Linked DNA regions of Homo sapiens: region 1 is linked to region 2. Evidence: chromatin loops called from intact Hi-C (ENCODE). Cell type or tissue: ovary. All regions are shown on one strand. Links, peaks and the distances in the headings refer to the core of each region. The heading gives the core; the rest is flanking DNA. Region 1 overlaps ARMC6 (armadillo repeat containing 6). Region 2 has its middle 1.5 kb from the start of TMEM161A.

Region 1 (2,808 bases), core at 81-2,580, 86 kb after region 2:
ACAGAAACTGAACTGGGACTCCAGCCACCACCCTGCTACTGTGTGTGCCCCCCGAGGTGGGTACCTGGGGGCTGGTCAGATGCTGGGTCATAGCAGCCACGATGGACTCCGTCCCACCAGCACGGACAATAGCATCTTTCACGTCGTCGTTGCCTGCGATGGCTCGCAGGGTGCTCAGCACTTGCTTCACGAGCTCCTGCACAAGGGAAAGGCCCGCTCACCTCCAGCCAGGCCGCTGGTTGTGGGAGAGGGCTCTGAGGGAGAATGTGGGGCTGTTTTGCTGTTTGACCAACAGGTATGGTGTGACTGCAGGGTGTGACTAACGAGAAGGGGTGGCAGATGCCTGTGGCTCAGGCTGCCTGTGTCCAAACGGTACCATCCAGGTGACTTGATCCCCTACCCCGACAGGGGCAGCGGGGGCATGTGACTCAGGCCGGCCTTCAGAGCACAGGGTCCCCCTGTCCACGGCCACAGACCCAGGGTAGGCGCTAACTGCCCTGCACTGAGGACAGTGGATGAGGTGCTACTGGGACTGCTGATCCCCCGATGGAGAACCTGAGGACCCTGCCCCCAACTGCCCAGGAGTACAGGGCAAAATGTATCCCTTCATTTGCTGAAGTTGGTTCCCATTCAGCTCCTGGCCACTTGCACAGAAAGAGGCTGGCTGACGTCAACAGCTGGGCTTGGGGGCGCAGGACCGTGGCACCCCTGGGGGCTTTCCTGCAGCTGCAGCTGGATAGGGAGGCACCTGTTGATTGGCTCCCTGCTGTGGATGGGCACATGGAGAAGGGCTCAATAATCGGCTGCTAAACGGAGTAATGAGTAGGGACACTGCTCTATTCTGTAGCTAGGGAAACTGAGGCAGAGGTGCGGGAACTAACCCAAGTATCCCAGCCTTGGCCGACACACCCCAACCCTATGCTTCCTACCATCCTTTTCCTGGTGCAAAAGGACAATAAGGGAGAGCAGGTGGGTTTGTTTCCCCCCCGACCTTTGGTTCCTGCCCTTGGGTCCGTGAAAAGAAAAACTGCACTTTGGTTCCGACACTGGCAGGCAGGGCTGGCTTGTTCTGACTATAGCTCGTCCGGTTGACTGGGACCCAGAAGGACAGCACGCAATGGGCCAGGGGGACTTCATACCTGAACGCCGCTCTGGTCCCTCATCTGGTGGTCATTGCAGTCGGCTAGCAGGGACACCAGAATGCTCAGGCCCCCGAGGTCGACGACCTCCTGGCAGAACTCGTTGCGAATGGCCAGGCGGGACAGGGTTCCACAGAGCTCGCTCAGGATGCCAGGGTTATCCAGGAACGCTGCAGGGAGAAAGGGAGACGGTGGTGGGGGCGGGAAGAACCAGCCGCAGGGCCCTCTGTTTTGGTGGAGATCCTGCTCCACTGGAAGAGTCCAGCCCTTCTGCCTATTGGAGTGGCCACGGGCACCAGGAAGGCCCCAGGGAACACCAGGGGCTACCTGGGCCTGCAGTGCCCCCTGCTGGCTGCTGGGAAGACTTAAGAATGTGCCCCCCAACCCGCTTCCTTCCATCATGCCCCAAATAAATTCCATACCAACTCATGGTCTCACCTAAAAAAAGAAAACTATAATAGTGCAAAAAAAAAAAAAGACATCTGAAGACTATTTTTATGATCATGGGGTAGGAATGGCTTCTCTAAGTGCAACAGGAAACTCCAGAACCATAGAGGGACACATACGGACTGGGCTGACGTGGCCAAAACTGAACACAGGAGCCGCAGATGGAGCCCAGAGGCGCTGCACCAGGAAGCAGGTGCCGGCACTCACGCCAAGAGGGCGAAGATCCTGCACCTACACAGGGCTGCGACGGTCAGTTCCTGTGACCACCTGTAGCCCTCTGCAGTTCCACCCAATGCCAATCTAGGTGTTGCCGTGGAGGTATTCTGTCCACATGGTTACCATCCACAATCAGCTATCTATTATTATTATTATTATTATTAATTTTTTTGAGACAGAGTCTCGCTTTGTCACCAAGGCTGGAGTGCAGTGGCGTGATCTTGGCTCACCACAATTTCTCCTTCCTAGGCTCAAGAGATCCTTGTGCCTCAGCCTCTCAAGTAACTGGGATTACAGGTGCCCACCACCACGCCCAGCAATTTTTGTATTTTTAGTAGAAACAGGGTTTCATCATGTTGCCCAGGCTGGTCTTGAACTCCTGGGCCCAAACAATCCTTCTACCTCAGCCTCCCAAAGTGCTGACATTACAGGCATGAGCCACCATGCCCAGCCCAGTTGCCTTTAAGTAGAGGAGATGACCTTGAACAATGTGAATGGGACTCATTCCATCAGCTGAAGTCCTTAGAAGGAAACTGAGGTGTTTCCCCGAAAAGGGGACTGCCTGGGGGTTTCCAGCCTGCCCTATGGAGTACAGACTTGCCATAATTGCATGATCCCATTCCTTACCAAAAAGTCTCTTCATATATACATATCCTGTCTCTGGCAGAAACCTAACTGATTGGAGCTCCTATAAATAAAACAGGAAAGATGTGAGCTACCTCCTGGAAAAGCAGCCTGACTTTGCAGAAGGTCGGGACTCATTTTCAGCCTTGCTGGAGGTGTGGAAGGGAGACTGAGGTGGGCCCATCTCCTCAGCAGACAGAGCCAGAACCCCCACACAGGCCTGGCCACAGAACCAGAGTGACGGGGCAGGCAAGAAAGGGGAACTCATCCTCCTAACACCTTCTGTGTGTCAATCAGGACTTTTCTGGTGGGTTCAGTGGATGGGATGGGGGTAGGGGTTAAGACAGAAGCTTTAGGGTCTGACGGTCAGCACTGTGACCTC
Region 2 (2,787 bases), core at 288-2,787:
AAACTCCTGACCTCAAGTGATCCTCCCACCTCAGCCTCCCAAAATGTTGGGATTACAGGCATGAGCCACTGCGCCTGGCCTATTTTTTTATTTTTGAGGCAGTGTCTTGCCCTATTGCCCAGGCTGTACTGCGGTGGTGCAATCATAGCTCTCTGCAGCCTTGATCTCATGGGTGCAAGCAATCCTGCCTCAGCCTCCCAAGTAACTGAGACTACAGGTGCACACCACCTTGCCCAGCTAGGCTGGAGTGCAGTGGCAAGATCTCAGCTTACTGCAACCTCTGCCTCCTGGGTTCAAGTGATTCTCCTGCCTCAGACTCCCCAGTAGCTGGGACTACTACTGGGACTACAGGCGTGAGCCACAACGCCTAGCTAATTTTTGTATTTTTAGTAGAAACCCAATAGGGTTTCACCATATTGGTCAGGATGGTCTTGATCTCTTGACCTTGTGATCCGCCCCCCTTAGCCTCCCAAAGTGCTGGGATTACAGGCGTGAGCCACTGTGCCCAGCCTGCCCAGCTAATTTTTGTATTTTTTGTATAGTCTGGGTTTCCCCATGTTGCCCAGGTTGGTCTGGAACTCCTGGGTTTAAGTGATCTTCCCACCTTGGCCTCCCAAAGTTCTCGGATGACAGGCATGAGCCACTGCACCCAGCCTCTTTTTTTTTCCTCGTCATGTTGCCAGGGCTGGAGTGCTGTGGCATGATCACGACTCACTGCAGCCTCAAATTCCTGGGCTCAAGCAATCTTCCCACCTCAGGCTCCTGAGTAGCTGGGACTTACAGGCTTGAGCCACCACGTTGGGCTAATTTAACTTTTTTTTTAATTTAATTTTTTTTTAGAGATGGGTGTTTTGCTGTGCTGCCCAGGCTGGTCTCAAAATTCTGGGTTCAAGCGATCCTCCAGCCTAAGCCTCCCAAGTAGCTGGGACTACAGGCATACGCCAAGCCACCATGCCTGGCTGGACTCAAGTCTTCAACACTTCCCACCTGGTCCCTTCTGTCCCTTCCCCACTCAGGAGGGGTGAGCCACGGTCCTCATGGCAGTGATCAATGGCTGTGGAGGTCCAGCTGAGCATGCAGCTCCTGCCACCTCCAGCAGCGCCACTGCTACATGCACAGATGATGCAAACTCTTCAGCCAGTTACCCACCCTTCTGTTCTGAGGACCTCCCCGACAATGATCCTGGCCTTCCTTCCACATGGGCTGAAGACCTACCTACTCACTGGCACCCCAACCCCGCACATCCAGACCAGGGCCAGGGACTGAGCAAGAGGAAAAGGGTCAAGGTAGCGGGTACCCTGGGGGAAACTGAGGCATGGCCAGAGAGAAAGAGCCTTCCCAGCCTTTGGATCTCACCCTCACGGTGGACAAGAAGTCAGGCCAGTCCCTGATGTTAGTGCCCACAGGCTAAGCACCCAGTGTGAGGTCCATAAAACTATGGGCCGCTTTCTAAGGCTGGGAGCCCCCAGGGCCACAAGTGAGACTGGTTTGACTTCTCCATCCCAGGGAGACTGCGCTTTTGCCCTCCACCACGAGGTGGCGTGCGATAGTGCGCTTAGGATTCAGCACTTGCCAGCCGAAAGTTAAAAAAATAAAATATAAACCAGGCCCGGTGGCTCACGCCTGTAATCTCAGCACTCTGGGAGGCCGACGTGGGCGGATCACCTCAAGTCGGGAGTTCAAGACCAACCTGATCAACATGGAGAAACCTCATCTCTACTAAAAATGCAAAATTAGCCAGTCGTGGTGGTGCATGCCTGTAATCCCAGCTACTCGGGAGGCTGAGGCAGGAGACTCACTTGAACCCAAGAGGCGGAAGTTGCGGTGAGCCAAGATCACACCATTTCACTCCAGCCTGGGCAACAAGAGCGAAACTCCGTCTCAAGAAAAAAAAAAATTAATACACAAATACATAATAAAATGTAAAAACGAAAAGGTAATTACTCAGGCCCCACACACAGGAACCCACCCCCATAAAGATGCTCAGACACTCAGTCATACCCAATATATGTCTACACTCAGGCAGACACACTCATCCACAGAAAGACAAATGGCAAAACCGGGGCACAAACACCAGAAGCCCTTTCCTCCTAGCGGTGAAATAAAGAACATCAGATCCCTGAAGCTGACATTTGGTCCTTGATCCAGCCACGCCTGAAGCTGACACTATGGCTAGTATTTTCTGTCACATGAGCCAAAAATTTTCCTTTTTTGCTTGAACCCATGTTAGTTGATATTTTGTGGAGCACAGCCAGAGTCCTAGCTGATAGAGATGAATAAGGCACTTGCCAGGTGAAAAAGATTGAGGCATTCTTTTTTGCTTTTGTTTTGTTTTTATTTTAAGATTGAGGCATTCTTGAAGGCATTGCAAGATGTAGGATATTTACAAAGGCCTGGAGGTATGAGACAGCATGGTGGGTGCAAGTTGTACTATAGGGTGCACAATAGTGCTAGCAGCAGATTTAAGTCAGGCAGAAGGGTCTGAATTCAGTCTGAGTACTTAGCCTACTTAGTACTTAGGAGTACTAAGTACTTCGTCTACTAAGTGGGAGCCATTGAATGTTCTTGATGGGGGGAGGGAATTCTACTCTCAGAAATGTCCCTTAGGTGGGAATAAATGCTTTCGCTGCAAACCTTTGAGATAAGTGTAGGAAAGAGAAAACTAAGCCTTAAGAGAGGTCGGCCACGCAGGCCTCCCAGACACAATCTTCACTTTGATCGATCCGAACCAGCGTATCTGAACTACAATTTCCGGCATGCAACGCGAGCGGCCTCCTCGTCCCTGGT

Evidence for each region. Peaks named below come from ENCODE experiments on the same cell type or tissue, not always from the same donor. Only the 100,000 strongest peaks of a DNase experiment are listed, where the experiment ranks them.
Region 1: it touches region 2 in a loop (6-fold over the local background); 98 of 110 quality-filtered maps call a loop at or near these places.

Annotation. Positions count from the first base shown.
Region 1 is chr19:19,052,653-19,055,460 of GRCh38, reverse strand. ARMC6 (armadillo repeat containing 6) reads right to left here. Exons shown (of 9, transcript NM_001199196.2): 6 at 1,140-1,309; 7 at 65-196. Among named protein-coding and RNA genes, the nearest start is that of SLC25A42, 9.9 kb to the left of the region's middle. RefSeq lists an enhancer at 1,382-1,441. In ovary, for the core only: a CTCF peak has its summit at 1,453 (motif pointing left); a DNase peak (open chromatin) is centred at 1,461.
Region 2 is chr19:19,138,567-19,141,353 of GRCh38, reverse strand. No RefSeq gene overlaps it. Among named protein-coding and RNA genes, the nearest start is that of TMEM161A, 1.5 kb to the right of the region's middle. RefSeq lists enhancers at 2,469-2,658, 2,633-2,787. In ovary, for the core only: a CTCF peak has its summit at 1,544 (motif pointing right); a DNase peak (open chromatin) is centred at 1,534; H3K4me3 peaks cover 369 bases.